Linked DNA regions of Homo sapiens: region 2 is linked to region 1. A link is a loop called in an ENCODE intact Hi-C map of the cell type or tissue named here. Cell type or tissue: GM12878. All regions are shown on one strand. Each heading gives the region's core, and the rest is flanking DNA. Links, peaks and the distances in the headings are about the cores only. Region 1 has its middle 69 kb from the start of HSPA13. Region 2 overlaps ASMER1 (adipocyte associated metabolic related lncRNA 1).

Region 1 (8,345 bases), core at 271-8,270:
AGTCCATTGCACGTAGGTGGTGAATTAAGGGTCTGAGGTTTAAACAATGTTTTTTTTCTGACTCAAAGACCAGATTTTTTCACTGGACGAAAGCTGCCTCTATGTTGTTAATTCTCTTCTCCACTGCCTATATTCCATATCATTAAGCAACTTCACCTCCCACCATCCCAAGGTGGAGCTAGTTGCTAGTAAGATTTTGAAGAAATTAAAGTCCTTCCTCTCTTCAGAAGGTGGAGTAGATGAACTATAAGGATAAGAGGTGGCAATCCGTAAGTAAAGTGATTGAAATGCAGATTATGAAAGTTGTATCATTATTAGTCTGGAAAAGAGACATTTATTGAATGAATATAAATTGTTTGCCACTAACTGCTAGACTTATTGAATTCTACTCAACTAGTGAGATCTAGTTTAAGGGGAAAACAATAGAAAGTCCCTAGGTCTATCTAGTCATTGTTTTATTTGTTCTTCACCATAACCTGTTAGGTGGATAAAGTTCCTTTATTTTTATCATTTTAGAGAATAAGGAGTAGAAGCTCAGAGAGTTTGTGTAACTTGCTCAAGTAGTGGAACTAGGACTCCAACCCATTTCTTTTGATTCAGAGTACAGTGATCTTTTGCCTGTACTTGCTGTCTCCCCATTCAATGTACCCACAGGATGCTGTGTGAAGTTCTGTAGGTAATTTGTAGATTCACCACGGGATGTGCTCTCAAAGAACTTTCTTTGTGAAACATCAAACTATCATACTCCTCACCCTCCTCACTCTGCCCCTACTGAAGCCTACAGGTGCAGAAATGGATATGCACATCCACACTCATGATGTCTTATAGTCTTATATCTTTCTTTCTTTCTTTCTTTTTTTTTTTTTTTTGGAGACAGAGTTTCACTCTTGTTGCCCAGGCTGGAGTGCAATGGTGTGATCTTGGCTCACTGCAACCTCCGCCTCTTGGGTTTGAGCAATTCTCCTGCCTCAGCCTCTCAAGTAGCTGGGATTACAGGCATGCGCCACCACGCCTGGCTAATTTTTTGTATTTTAAGTAGAGATGGGGTTTCTCCATATTGGTCAGGCTGGTCTCAAACTCCTGACCTCAGGTGATCTGCCTGCCTCCGCCTCCCAAAGTGCTGGGATTACAGGTGTGAGCCACTGCGCCTGGCCATGAAGTCTTATTTCATATTATACTTTTATTCATGTTCTAGAAGTGGGACTTACTCAGAAGTGTAAGCAACTGACTGCTATGGAGTATGACTGGAAAGTTCACAAGCTCACATCTGCCCTAAAATATCTCTCCACCTATCTGCCAAGATGCCATACTTTCTTTCAACCAACTTTAACATCTTATCTGTAAGCATACTAGAATTGGAAAAACAAACAAACAACAAAAAAACCTGGTTCAATTATTTCTATAACAGTGCCTTTCACTAGTGAGTGTGAAATCAGTTTTGCAGGTCAAAACCAGCATTTCAAATATGAAGTAGAAAAAATAAAATAGAAAATATTTAAGTGAAGTGCATGAAATTGGGGGAAATATTATTTCATGACATTTTGTTTCCATTTTTTTCTTTGTGTATGTGAGACCTCACATACTAAATCCTTATGAAAAATTTATTTCTTGGGAGATGACAGTGAAAAAAAAGGTTAAGAAGTAATCTTTTTTAAAAAATAACTTTATGCTTTTTGATTTGAGGATTGTTTTGACAATATGATAAAAGTTATGGTTCTTCTCTCAAAATAAAGGCACACAAATCTACACACCTATGTTTTGGGTACAAACGTAAAGGGCTGATAAACCATATGACTCTCATCCACTGTGCTCAAGTTGAGGACATCTGCTCTAGCTAAAAATGGCATGTATTCTCTGGAAAGGGAAGAAATGGCCCTGGAGATCTCTTCTGTGCTCTTGGCCTCAACATTTAAATATTCAGCCTGAATGCCTTTAGTATTTTAAAGCTAACAGCATAGCCTGAAGCGGATGAGATGATGAGATGTTAGCACATTTGGTTAATAACTTTTTATTAAATAAAGTAAAACTAAGTATATGGCGATGTTCAAACCATTCCACACCAGCTCCACTGAACTTACATTCCAAAGAGGAAGAAAGGCAATAAGCAACTAAATAATAAATGAATGAAGTAATTTCAGATAGGGTTAAGTGTTATAGAGGAAATAATTGGAATGATGAAATAGAGAAAACTGGAGAGGAGGTGCAATAAGTTAAGGAAGATACAGTAGTTTATTGTGAATGAAGGTCCAGGGAATGCCTCTTTTTTATTAGATATGATTACTGTACCAATATCTGTGGTCATGCCTCCTCTACCACATTACAACTATCAGTGCTTTACAATATTTCAAGAACTCCATGAATATTTGTAGATTGGTGACTTTATTTCAGAATTGATGGAGAAAATATCATGGCTAAGAGTATAGATTCTAGCATCAGACTGCCTAAGATTGGATCCTTGCTTTGTCCTTTACTGACAATGTAGTTGGAGGGAAGTTACTTAATCTTGTTGACTTTCTATTTCTTCTAGTTTATCTCTAAAATGGGAAAAATAGTATTACCTACATGATAAGGAGGATTAAATAGGTTAAGATATGTAAAGAGCTTGTGTATTACATTTTCTGGTTATCCACTCCAGAATTCAGTGGCTTCAAGTAACAGGCATTTTATGATATCTCACAATTTTCTGGGTCAGAAATGTAGGCAGATCTCAAAAGGGCAATTCTTCTCCTTCATTCTTCTGTTTCATCGGTTGGCCATTGGTGGTATTTGGCTGGCAAATGAGCTGGTTGGGAGGTCCAGGTGGCTTTACCCACATATCTAGCATGTGTAGGTATGACTGGAAGGCTGAAAAGATTGACCAGATGTCCTACTTGTGACCTTTCCAGCAGACCTTCTCAGGATAATCAGATTTCTTATGCAGAAGCTCAAGACTCTGAGACAGAGTGTTTTAAGAAAAGAGAAATAGGTGCTGCCAGATTTTTAGGGGCCAGGTCCAGAAACTAACACAGAGACAGTTTTGTCCTGTTCAACTCATCAAAGCCATTAGAGATACAACCCAGATTGAGGGAGGAATTCTAGATTCCATCTCTCTATGGGAAAAATATCAAAAAATGTATAGCCATCTTTAACCTGCCACACTATCTACAGCACTTAGAAAGTACTAGTTAAGACTCTAAGCTATAATTATTTTATCTTGTTTTTACCTTTCAAAAACTCTGGTTATGTTTATTTCAGATTGAGTAGCAAAATCAACCTTTAGCCTTGATTTCTCTTTACCTTTTCCGTCCCTAATTTTTAAAATAGCCCTCATCAGTAGGTGCCAGTTGGAGATTTAAAAACAGGCATGCCCTATACAAGCCAGTGAGTATTAATTGTGAGTGTTTCCCTCTCATGGTAGCAACAGTTTTTATTTATGTCATAAGTCACACATATCTTGGTTTCAGTATATTCATTGGTAGCCCATAATCCCACTAATATTACCACACAGCTGTGTGTGTTTCTTCTTCAGAGAACAAGGGAACAAGACTTAGCAGCAAGGTGATATCTGAGTACATTAAAATTCATAGTGAACAATAAAATGTTTCTTGACCCATATACGACTTGACTGAACCCCAGTTTGTTACTTTTTTCTCCCCAATATCAACAAAATCTTCCAAATTAAAACAGCAGAAACACAAAGCCACATAAAAAGTTGAACGAGTTCACATTTTAAAATTTCTTGTAAAAGACTGATGATTGTGTGACCTTAATCTAAACAGACATTTCCTGTAACCGCTTATGCCCCATAAGGAATCTGCAGCTAATAGGGCCTCTGCATTCTTATCTATTGGCTTGGCTGTCTGAATGAGTATGTATTTGCTTTGACCATCTGCTCCTATCCCTCATTTTTTATTTAATTTTTTTTCAGATTTAATACTGTCCTGAGGTACACAAATGCTCTTTTTGGTTTGTGAAGCTCAAGGTCAATTTAAAGGCAAGTCCCTAGAGAAGTGAGCATTTGTGACTAGGTCATCTATTTCCCTGAATCTGTTACAGCTTTTGAGACGTATGTAAGAAGGAGAAAGCAGATAAGCCAAATTGGTTTTTGAGACGAGGGGCACCTACAAATGTAGCACTATTGACCATGAAAGTGTAGCATAATAGTATTTATTTGGAAAAAGATCCATTTGATCATTTTATCCTCTGGGAAGCTACAATGTCTACATCTTTCTTTTATTAAAAAGTTCGTTAGAATGTAACCCATTCCACCCTCTTCAACCACACCCCCGCCCACGCAGCCCCGGTTTTGTCTATTAAACAAATTCTGTTTTGAGATCATTTTCCCTAAGTTTCCCAGAATTACTACTCCCCCCTCTCAAAACTGTTTTAATTTGTGTAACAAGGCTACTCCAGAGGGATATTTGCTAGCAGGAGTATTGATCCAGTAATGGAGTTGCAGTTCAATTGCGGTGACAAGAAGCCCGATTTTTTTTTTTTTTTTTTTCCTTTAAGGATGATCAAGATATTTAGATTCCAGAGGGTAAAATTTGCACATGAAATCACCTGATTTTCCTCGTGACATTACGTTTTACTGCTTAGGCAATACACTTGCCTTAGCAGTTTGTTAGAAGTTCACACATTTGCACCTTTTAAATAGCTTTCAAAAAGAAGGCTGTGATTCTCTCTCGGGGAGAGAAAAATTGCCCTCTCACAAGTGGGAAGTTGATATTCCTTGGAGACCACCGGTCTTCTCATGTGTGACATTATTCCCATTCTCATACTGAGACTCTTACAGACTTTATGTGAAGCACAGTGTGGTGGAAGGAACACTAATGAGGAGCCAGGAGGCCTGGCTTTCATACTCTTCTGCTCTTCATCAGCTGCTGATGCTGGACTAGGCACTTAACCTTTCTGACGGTCCTCTTCCTCTGCCATTTTAAAACAAGCATAAGTTGCTATGTGATCTTACGGGCTCCTTTCCATTCTAAAAGACAAACCAAGGTATAACAAGCTTAAAATATTAATAGCTTTGGTATGAGTTGAAAATGGACAGTGTCAAAAAAAAAACTTTAAATCATTTTTGTTTTAATGTATTCCTTAATGCTAGTGTGAGAAACTCATTTCTTTCATCTGAGATTTTTAACCAAAAGCTGGCCCTGTTGTCCTCACTTCTGATGAGACAATCTGAGAACCTTGCATAGGGTGTGGATGTGGAACATGTTGAGCTGATGTCAGAGTTTCAGTCACCTTTACACAGCAGCGTTTCCCATCAGACTGATGTTCACACTTCTATTTCTGGCAGCAACCTGCTTGGCCACAGGGTTTGTACAATTTCTCTTTTTTTCTCAACACAGCAATTTCCCAGTGCATGTAAACTCTGTGTTAATTATTTTGGCTATTAACTAGGAAAGAAGAAAAGCTCACATTTGCTAAATCCAGAATGACGGAGTGGATTCAGAAGTGCTCTCTCAACAAAGTGGTTTACACTCTGGAGCTAATGCAAACTCTCTTTGTTTCAATGTATTGCTCGCAAATATTGATTAATCATTTTTCTTTATTAGCTTATGCCCTCTTGGTGGTATAATGCATTTGACTTTCCTTCTGTCTTCCAGGAGAGTGGGATATTATAAACCTGAGCTGACACTTCAGCAAAAGGGTTCCAGAGGTTTCTAGAGATGGGGAAACAGATGATTAATGTCAGTCTCCTCTAATAAAAAATAAACGTTAGAGAGAGAGGGTGTGTTTTTTCTTACGTCCTTTAAAACCTTGTGCTATGAGTATGCGACAGTAGTGAGGCAGAAGACACTATGGTGAAATCATTCAGTTCAGGAGGCTCATTCTTCTATTAATTCCACAGTGCTTCCTGGACACAGTTTTCTGTGCCTTTTAAAGAAGGGCCAGAGGCCTATTCTAAAACCTGTATGGCTGTCAAATAAATATCACTGTGCCGGCAAAAGAGAGATTCTGGTTGAGGCCTTTCCCTCTTAACTACCTAAGGACTGTATATTTTTAGGTACAAAGGAAAGAATTAAGCTGCCTTTTGTGTCCCAGTTGATAAGCATAGTCTTAACAGTCAGAACTCTCTGGCTCTAAGCATGAAAAGAAACTTTTAGTTTACACATAAAAGGGGTGCTTCACACACAGGACAAGGAAATGGGAAGTTATAAGGACCCCGGACATTATCTCCCTGTACATCTGTTTTCTTCTCAAGCTGGTTTTTATCACTCAGTCAACACCATGGGGAAGATAGCCACTTCACAGGCCTTGAGATCTCTATCTTATTTTAGGAAAACGGAGCATACTAAACCAAGGGCGTTTCCCTCTCAGTTCTAAATTCAGCAGGAGAGGATTTTATTGTCTCAGCTCATGTCAAACAAGTACTTTTCCTTGAATTAATTAGGGGAAGGGGGTTTGGTAAAGAAACATATATGTGGCTGCCAGGAAGATCCTCTCACTGCCTCTTCATCTTCTCTACCACTATGAATGAAAGAAGCCAGTCAAGAATGATTACCTAAAGGACCTTTGACCACTGTCAAAGACCTGAACTTTCATAGCCACACCCGAAAGTAAAACACAACGTATGTTCTCAATTGATCTGCCTTGTAGATGCTTGTCAAGAGGGGTTTTACCTTTGTGCCAATATAGAAAGTAGGACCCAAAGCTGTGGACAAGACATACTCTTATTACCATTTCTTTGAAATTTAGACACTGTTACTGACTTTTTACTGCAGAAGAGAGGGATTTTACTCCCCTTCACAGCCGACATCCTTACCACACCAACACTCATGCCTGTTCCTCTCTCCTATTCCCACATTTATATGCACCACTGTCACACAGCACATTTCCTGTTTCCACAATATCAATTTTGGATAGAACAATAATTCGTGTTTATATTATTATTAATATGTAAATGTTATTTACATAGAACTATGTAAAATATAGCATAAGCCAGAATTGGTTAATCCATACTGTAGTAACAATCAACACCAGAATTTCAGTGGCTTTCCGTCGTGCAAAATCAGCTCCAGGTTCAAGTGACTCTCCAGGGCATTTGTCCTTCATGCTTGACACAGCTATCCAGAATGTTCTGATCTTGTGGCTGCACCCACTCAATAATAATTTCAAAGGGAAAGGAGAGAGAGAAGGGAGTGGAAAATCCAGGGGCTTTTCATTGCTTCAGACCAGAAGTGATCATTTGTTATTTTTGCTCACACTTAATTGACTCAAACTAGTCACATGGCTTTGTCTAATTGCATGGATATTGGGATATGAAATTTTCAGGAGGGAAAACTGAATGGGATATTGGTGATGTCTATTACATGTCAGATTACTTTTTCTCTTTTTTCCACTTTTTGTTGAGTTTAAAAATTCCTGAAGGTTATACTTATTTTGTTATTTTGTTTACTCATATAAAATATGAGTTTCATCTACTTGACCATATCTCCCCTTTAGCATTTTGACCAGTTTCAATCTCGACTGGGTTTTCTCCATAACAGTTTTGGAGTTGTTTTCCTGGGACTCTTTCTGCCTCTCACTTTGAGTTGATCCCAAATATTCCTCTTTTGGTTTTACATCTTCACTTTGATGGAGCATGTCGTACATGATTTCTTGAGATGGGTACATTGGAGGTAAATTTTTCAATAACTCATATATCTAAAAATGCATTTCTAAATTTCATTTTTATATCTAAAAATTTCTTTATTTTACATCATTTTATTTTTACTTTGAGATTGTGGCTGGATATAAAAATCTAGTTTGAAAATAACTTTTTCACAGGATTTTAAAGGCATTTTTTTGTTTTATCTCTTGTAAATAGTGCTTCTGTGGAGAAAGAGCATTTTTATTCTGGTATTTTATGTCTTTTTCTTTTTCCTTTTGAAACTCTTGTAGAATCTTTGTTTCTAGCATTTTGAAAGTTTGCAATGACGCTTAATGTGTATCCATTGCATTGGCCACTCAATGGGTCTTTCAAATTGAATGACTCTTCAATTCAGAGAAATTTATAGAAAACAAATTTAACTTATTTTTTTTCTCCTGTTAACCTTTTGGTATCTCCTATTTTGTGAATATTGTACCTCCTATACTGGTCCTATAATTTTCCTATCTTTTCTATTTTATATTTAGTTTTAAAATATCTTCTTTTAATGTTTTTACTTAATTTTTAATTTCTACTTTAATATTTTAGATTTCAAAAGTCTCTTTCTTATGGTTTTTTTTTTTTTGTCTTTTTTTTTTTTTTGGTAGAAGTGGCAGTTCTTGTTCCATGGATGAAATAACTTATCTTTTTTTCTCTGAGAATATTAATAATGCTTTTCCCCCATCTCCTTGAATAGATTCCCTTTTCTTCAAGTTTCATATTGCTGTTG
Region 2 (8,345 bases), core at 72-8,071, 370 kb after region 1:
TCAGAAAGCTTTGTTATTGGCACTCACGTAATATTTCAATATAATTACCATGTTGTCTGCTAATCATTACTCACTAACTAAAATTACTAAACACAAAAACTATGCTTATTCCTATGAAAATATTCAGTTAAGGAGTTTCAAAGCATAAAATCTTTATTTTTAATATTACCTATTACATATTAAATCAAATGAATTAGAATACTAATCCTGAGAAGTAACTGCTTACAATATAAAAATAGTATATCTAAATCTATTACTGACCTACGATTATTCTTCAGTCCAGTTCCCTGTACAAATCCAATCTGTGTCCAAGCTTATTTAAAGATGTCAATCTCATCAGAATTTAAATATGACACAGCATTATAAAACATATCTGGTTACTCAAGATTTCTACTAGCAAACATGGCTTTAAGCAGACCCCAAAGGCAAACCCTGCCAGAGGGGGGATTCTGTATGCCTATCCTTTTCCAAATTCATCTCACTAGAGTGACCGAGCCACCAAAGACAGGCCACATCCCTGAAATATTGCTTAGCCCTTGTGTTGAACTATCGGGCATTTTGATACCTTTTCAGAGTTGCAGTCCACATTTCCCCAGTATTGGTTTCCATTTTCACGACTATTACAGGCTATTCTTTGAAAATTGTGTTTATAAGGGAAAATATAAAGTTCTCATCCATTGAACAGACCAAACTCCTAAGCTCAATATATTTTTATCTTCTATGTATTTATGGTCCATGGCTGCCCTTCAGTTAAAGAATAAAAAACTCAAGTGAGATAAAGCATCAAAATATATATTATAGTTCCATTTAGGTTTTAGCTTAGAAGGCCAAGGACATTGCCACTTAGGGAGAATCTCTGCCTCTCAACAAATCAAAGTGTATTTGCTTTGATTAGTTTCTTAACTGAAATGAAAAGGTAATTTGGATCATTTGTTGAACATACCAAACCCACTGGTAAATTCAGCCAATCAGCTATAAGGAGTAAAACAGGCAGTTAATATAATTTGTATTAATCATAACCACTGCAATTATGTAAATGTAGCTTGAAATGTTATGTGTTAATTTAGTATGCTACTGTTGCTTCTAGAGAACCTACGAATTTCTAAACTCAAAGGCACCTCCAGAATTCCTGAAAGGTGTTGACACTGTCATCAGTTATGTTCCCAGATGACTTGGGTATTACGGGCTAAAAGCTACATTTTGTCACATCTCACAAATATATCTGTGGTTTGACTCCAACCTAGTACTCTGGTTAAGCACAATTAAATAAACAAGCATAATTTATCCCTTATATTACATTAAGAGTTAGTGAACAGAGGTTATTCATTTACATCTAGGGGCCGGAGAAAAAAGAAGCACTCAATTGTCTTTTAGAATGTTTAGCCCTGAAATCTATTTTTGTACATGAGTCTTAGATGCCTTCTGGATAAGGGCTCAGATCATTACACCAAAATGCATTAGTCTATGGCAAAAAAAAAAAAAAGAGTTTGATTATGTGAATGAAACTAAACAAAAATCCTGGGTCCAGAGGAATGCCTTAAAACTAGGATAAGAAAATTGTGTTCTCACATACTATAAAAATACAACTTCAGGGACATCTATCTCTGGTTTTGGTTTTGTAATTTTAAGTTTTAGTCAAAAATTATTGCTCAGTCATGTCTTTTTTCTCTTCCTATTCCAGAGATATATCTCATGTGATGTAACAAGACGAAGGCTGTTAAGGCAGCTGCTCAAAATAAAAAGTCTCTAAAAAGCAATAGCTTCAGCTGTATCAAGTCTTCCCTGTGGAGCCATATTCAGGCACATGAGCCAAACACATATCATGCGTCTTCTTCCTCTTGTACAAACTGAAAAACCAAAACACTAGGGGAAAGAGAAGACAGTAAAATCAACATTAGGCTTGTCAAGGCAACTTAATTATTTCGCCACAAATTATTGAATTTTATGTCATGGACTCACCCAAAATTATGTATTCTTATAAAGTAAGCATCTTTGATAATAGATATTGCTATTTAACTTATGCCTTATCTTCAATTTAGAAACTGCAGTGTTTTAATGTCCCACATTTTAGATAATAAATGGAGTCCCCCATGTATAGCAGCATGATTTATAGTCCTTTGGGTATATACCCAGTAATGGGATGGCTGGGTCAAATGGTATTTCTAGTTCTAGATCCCTGAGGAATCGCCACACTGACTTCCACAATGGTTGAACTAGTTTACAGTCCCACCAACAGTGTAAAAGTGTTACTATTTCTCCACATCCTCTCCAGCACCTGTTGTTTCCTGACTTTTTAATGATTGCCATTCTAACTGGTGTGAGATGATATCTCATAGTGGTTTTGATTTGCATTTCTCTGATGGCCAGTGATGATGAGCATTTTTTCATGTATTTTTTGGCTGCATATACCCAAAGGATTATAAATCATGCTGCTATAAAGACACATGCACACGTATGTTTATTGCGGCATTATTCACAATAGCAAAGACTTGGAACCAACCCAAGTGTCCAACAATGATAGACTGGATTAAGAAAATGTGGCACATATACACCATGGAATACTATGCAGCCATAAAAAATGATGAGTTCATGTCCTTTGTAGGGACATGGATGAAATTGGAAACCATCATTCTCAGTAACCTATCGCAAGAACAAAAAACCAAACACCGCATATTCTCACTCATAGGTGGGAATTGAACAATGAGATCACATGGACACAGGAAGGGGAATATCACACTCTGGGAACTGTGGTGGGGTGGGGGGAGGGGGGAGGGATAGCATTGGGAGATATACCTAATGCTAGATGACGAGTTAGTGGGTGCAGCGCACCAGCATGGCACATGTATACATATGTAACTAACCTGCACAATGTGCACATGTACCCTAAAACTTAAAGTATAATTAAAAAAAAAATAAAAATAAAAGAAAAATAAACAAGAAAAAAAAAAAAGCATCAGAAATAAAACTTGCCTGCTTTTCCAATCAGAGGCAACTCAACTGTGTAGTCATCTAGGAAACCACCAGGGACTTCACAGATGAAGTTTCAGATGATACAGCCAATTTCAGTTTCACCTAACAGAAGCAAGAATAAAATTTAACTTTCCCAGCGTTTGATTAAATGAGTATTTTGATTCATTCTATTAGAATTCTACATAACTGGTAATATAAGTGTGCCACCCAAGCAATAGCGTTATGAAATCAAGAAATGACTTTTGCTGGGAGCTTAACTCTAGAACCATCTTTGTTTCAAATGTATGACATTAGAGAAAAATGATTAGCCTCAGACCAAATAAATTGTATATTTAGTCATATTCACCACGGCTATGAATTTCAGTTCAGAATTCTGTCATTTTATTTCACTCACCAAATTCCTTAAGACTGAATATATGCCATAGTATCATATGCATAAATGATGGTAAATGGCTTAGAAAAAAACAGAAAGTGGAAACACTCATATTCTTTCACCCAATGATGTACAGTTCCTGAGAAAATGTCTGAAGAAACTAATAAACAACAGCATCAAAATAAACATATGTATAAACATGCTCCATACATTACTAATAATTTTAAGAGAAAAATAATTCTACATGTTTGCTAAATTATGTTATATTCATTATGTGCCATATTACATAACTGTTAAAACTATGGAAAGGTGTATATTGTTATATGAAATAAGGAAAAGACAATATTTGAAGTTGCTGTTTTAGTTTGCTCACTTCTCAGTGCTATCTGTTCTCTCTCATTCCTCTTGTGAATTGCTAATACTCTGATCACCAATAATCTCTTAATTGTTCAATTCTGTGCCACTGTCAAGTTGTTATTTTGGGTGACTTCAACAAAAGACAAAATAAACTCCACCATTTCTGCCACCACCCTCCCTTCCCTCATTTCCTACCACTCCTCTCCCTCTCCCCCACCCACCCCAAAATCACATATACTTTGCTCCTTTATTTGTGTTCTTGAGTCAGAAATTTGGAGATGTTCTCCTACCCTCTAAAATTATCTCCTAAATATCTGTTTAAATCCTGAGTTCGTCTCTATCTCCTGCACCAGGTTGTCTTAGTTCAGGCCCTCATAATCTCTTCCTTAAACTACTGCAACTGCCACCCTCCTCATCTGCTTCCAGTTCCTCCCCAGCCTAATTCATCCTCCACCTTCCTACCATGTGCTTTTCAAAAATCTATTTCTGATCATGTCACTTTCTCTTTAAAATCATTGACTCCTTCAAAGTAAGAGATGCTCAAATAGTTTGTATAGCATGCGAGAACTTTCTCGCACCCCTCCTTTTCTCAATCGCCTCATTTCTCATTGTTATGTACCATACCCCGTACTCTTTCTCACATGGAACTACTCGCATCTTCCCTAGATTCCACGACCTATCAGAAGCCCTGTCTGGTCTGTTTTTCACCTCATTTGCCCCATGGACTCTCCTGTGTTCCCCTTTATAAATTTGAAAGCACTCTTTACATTATTCTAAGTTAATGGTTTATGTATGGATCTTTTTCACTGCCTATAACCTGTGGTCAGGCATATTTATTTTGTAATACCAACTATATTATAGCACCTGGTACTGAGTAGAAACTTAATATTTCTTGAATGAATGAACAAGCAAATAAATAAAGGACCTGCAACTATGCAAAATATGCATAGATTAAAAGTAAATGTGGGAAAGTAAAAACAGCTAAGTTCTAATAAGTAAATAAAAACTTTTTTCTGTTTTTAGTTAATTTTTGAGCAAACTACTATTCAAAATAAAATATCTTAAAAATCTATAGTAAATGCCTACTTTACTTTCATTGATCAGTAAATGCTGATTAGCAATACTCTCACTGCTTATATCACCAGTAACTTTTGTATAGACTAGAGCAAAATTAGATTTTTTAAAACAATTTTTAGGCCAAGTAGATTTCCTGTGTAAAGAATGATTGGCCCAAAGTCACGATATATTCAAATCATTTAAGATATTATAATTTGGTCGTTTTCTTCTTATTTAAAATGAACAGGCAATTTCCAAAAGGTTAGTTTAAGGTTTCTATCCTAAGTAGCAACCTTTGCAAGCTCATATATGCAGTTCTGTCTGTATGCAGAATGTGAAATTGCAAATGGGAATGAAATGCTCATCAATCAAACATCAAATACCAACAGAATCCAGGAAACACTTTGCATTTCCAATTATTCTATATCACTTTACATATCCCAAGATCACTGGCACATAAAACACCCTGTGAGAGAGAATAAAATATTGCGCTTTCTTAGATTTTATATATATTTTATATATATCTGTATATATATCTCTATATATAGTTAAAGATATATAAAGAGAAGAATAGAAGGAATGTGTTATCAGAGATACTCTCTTTTTATTTTTTATTTTTGAGATGGAGTCTCACTCTGTTGCCCAGGCTGGAGTGCAATGGTATGATCTCGCCTCACTGCAACCTCAACCTCCCAGATTCAAGCAACTCTCCTGCCTCAACCTCCTGAGTAGCTGGGATTATAGGTGCCTGCCACCACACCCAGCTAATTTTTGTATTTTTAGTAGAGACAGGGTTTCACCATGTTGGCCAAGCTGGTCTCGAACTCCTGGCCTCAAGTGATCCACCCAAAGTGCTGGGATTACAGGAGTGAGCCACTGCACCCAGCCAGAGATATTATCTCTTTAATCTGCCATGATTTGTCATGTATCTCAACTGATACTACTTTCCACAGAAATATACTTTGCCTTTGATTTTATCATTAGCTAAAGTTACAGTGGAAAAAGCAAAAACAATAAATCTTGTATTATTATCGATCTATAAAATAATACAAGAGCAGGAGCCTAAATATTTTTTAGTCCTTACTTAAATCATATGATAGCAGTATTTTCCCACTATGCTGGCTGACATCCTCCCCTCATGGCCTAAGAAGCTTAGAACTAAATTAAAAACTGTAGAGATTATCTAGTCCAGTACTTCCCACCTTTTGCATGCCCTGTTACATTGAAAATAGTAATATTTAAGCAGAATACTATGGGAGAGGAGTGATTACATGTGAACTACTATAGGTCACTGCTCTTAAAATCTTAGGCCAGGCACGATGACTCAGACCTGTAATCCCAGCACTTTGGGAGGCCAAGGCAGATGGGTCATCTGAGGCCAGGAGTTCGAGCCCAGCCTGGCCAACATGGTGGAACCCCATCTCTACTAAAAATACAAAAATTAGCTGGGCGTGATGGCAGATGCCTGTAATCCCAGCCACTGAGGAAGGCTGAGGCACGAGAATCGCTTGAACCCAGGAGGCGGAGGTTGTAGTGAGCCAAGAAAATCTTAGGCATCAGAATTTCAGAGAGTTTATAAAAGATGCCATATAAACTCTTTAATGGAATTTCAACTATTGTAAATTCTTAAGTAGTCGTAAAAAAAAACAGATTTCAATTTAAGGAAATTCTGCCCCAGATATTTTATTTACAGAAATTACAAAATCACAAGTTCCATCCCATTGCATTTTAAATACCACACTTTGTTTTAAAATCTGAGGATCTGAGCAGGCTGAAGCCTGGTCTGGCCTATGGTCCCTGGGGTTGGAGAATTTGTGTGGCTATGCTTTCAAATCAACTGAAATGTGTCCCTATCCTTGCTCTTCTCCTCTTACCCTGCCACTGCCAAAGTACTGGGCTCAGAATCCTGACTCTCCTTCCTTTCACTCCCTTCTCTAGGTCCTGCTGTGTTCACAGGAAGCTGTGGTCTGCAGCTGCTGTCCTGGACACAGGACAACTTGGTTAGGGCTTCAGCCCCTATCTGGACTCTAATTCCACCTTGGTGTGTTTATTGCAGTTTCGTGCATCCTTATCATTTTTCATCTGGTCTCTGGCAGGCAGAGTGTATGATGACTTCTCTGTCCCTCCTTGTCTTTAACTCAAATGATGATCTTCTCTTTGGTGTTTTTTTTTTCCCCCGTTTTTCTCAGCTGTGCTGTTGTGAGAGTGCTTCATCACTGGAGCCTTCAGATGAACTAGGTGAGGGACTCTGGGCCCCACAACCCTTCTCCCAGAGCTGTCTTGTGGCATCATTCAAGTCCTCTGGGTCAGGCAAGGGAGAGAGGCAGGAAGTTGGTAATTTCATTATTGATCAACTCGAATAGTTCTTCCCTTGATCTTGATTCCATTAAAATTGTCAATGGCCAAAATGGTACTCCTCTGGCCCTCATAGCAGGTAAAACAGAATCCTTTGGACGCATTCCTGACTTCCTGTCCTGTACAAGATTAATGTTAATATATCTCCCCTTATTGAGAGGCTACACAGATGACATCACCTTCAGTCAGTTCATAACAAAGCCCTCCCGGGAACATCCAGGAGCTGTCCTTGTACACAGAGGACGGGATGCTTTAGGAGCCACTGCAATATCAGCCTGCCTTTTATTCAGCTTCAGGGCTAGCTTCACATTGATTAATGAGTTCATCTTTGTGGGGTGGAGTGCCACACAATGGTGCCTGGGTGGCTGAACCATGCCCACTTCTAGAGAACAGACAAGGGAGGATACCACTTCTGGTGGAGGCCCTCAGGGCACCTCCACAGTCTCTTCTCCACCCTCCCCACATGCCTTCCTCTGCCATTTAATGTTCAACTTTTCATGGTAGTCCAGTCACCACACAGAAGTATGCTACTGCTCACTAGTTGGAAAGATCTAAACTAGTCGAGTTTCAAAATAGGATGGCCAAGCTGCAACAAAGACTTCTGTTCTGAAATGGTTCCTGATCATGGAAGTTTTAACTCTACTATTTCACCTTTTGTCCAGGTAATAAATCCTTTCGAGAGCCTATAACATGTTATGTTCACTTGGGCCAAATTATGAAAGGTAAATATTTGATGTGTTACAAAGAAAAAACTTAGACTAAGCTTTGCTTTGAGTGTACCTATTATATTAGTCAGGGATCTACAGAAAAACAGAACCAACAAGATGTTTGTATAGATAGGTACATTCATTATAAGGAATTGGCCCAGGGATTATGGAAGCTAGTGAGTCCCAAGATCTGCAGTCGGATAAGTAAACACCCAGGAGATCCAAGGTTAAGTTCCAGTCTGAGTCCAAAGGCCTGAGAACCGGGAAAGCCAATATTATATGCTACAGGTTCTAAACCCAAGAAGAGCCAATGTTACAATTCAAGTCTGAAGAATGGAAAGAGCAATATCCCAGATCAAAACAGTCAGACATAAGGAGTTCCCTCTTGCTCCTGGGAAGGTCAGGCCTTGTTCTATGTATGCCTTCAATTGATTGGGGTGGGACCACCAACATTGTGGAAAACAATCTGCTTTACTCAGTCCACCAATTCAAATGTCAGTCTCATCCAAAAACACCCTCACAGACAC

The links. Hi-C counts contacts between places; a loop is a spot of excess contacts. Peaks named below come from ENCODE experiments on the same cell type or tissue, not always from the same donor. Only the 100,000 strongest peaks of a DNase experiment are listed, where the experiment ranks them.
Region 2: it touches region 1 in a loop (2.9-fold over the local background); 1 of 110 quality-filtered maps calls a loop at or near these places.

What each region holds. Positions count from the first base shown.
Region 1 is chr21:14,448,302-14,456,646 of GRCh38, forward strand. No RefSeq gene overlaps it. Among named protein-coding and RNA genes, the nearest start is that of HSPA13, 69 kb to the left of the region's middle. RefSeq lists a silencer at 822-985 and cis regulatory regions at 3,819-3,980, 5,936-6,592. In GM12878, for the core only: no CTCF peak of the experiment used is centred there; DNase peaks (open chromatin) are centred at 4,780, 5,240, 5,940 and 6,530; H3K4me3 peaks cover 382 bases; H3K27ac peaks cover 5,070 bases.
Region 2 is chr21:14,822,553-14,830,897 of GRCh38, forward strand. ASMER1 (adipocyte associated metabolic related lncRNA 1) reads right to left here. Exons shown (of 4, transcript NR_146322.1): 3 at 2,971-3,072; 4 at 1-1,863. It also overlaps the pseudogene RBMX2P1. Among named protein-coding and RNA genes, the nearest start is that of ASMER1, 92 kb to the right of the region's middle. RefSeq lists an enhancer at 2,946-3,095. In GM12878, for the core only: no CTCF peak of the experiment used is centred there; DNase peaks (open chromatin) are centred at 3,049, 3,225 and 4,269; H3K27ac peaks cover 1,994 bases.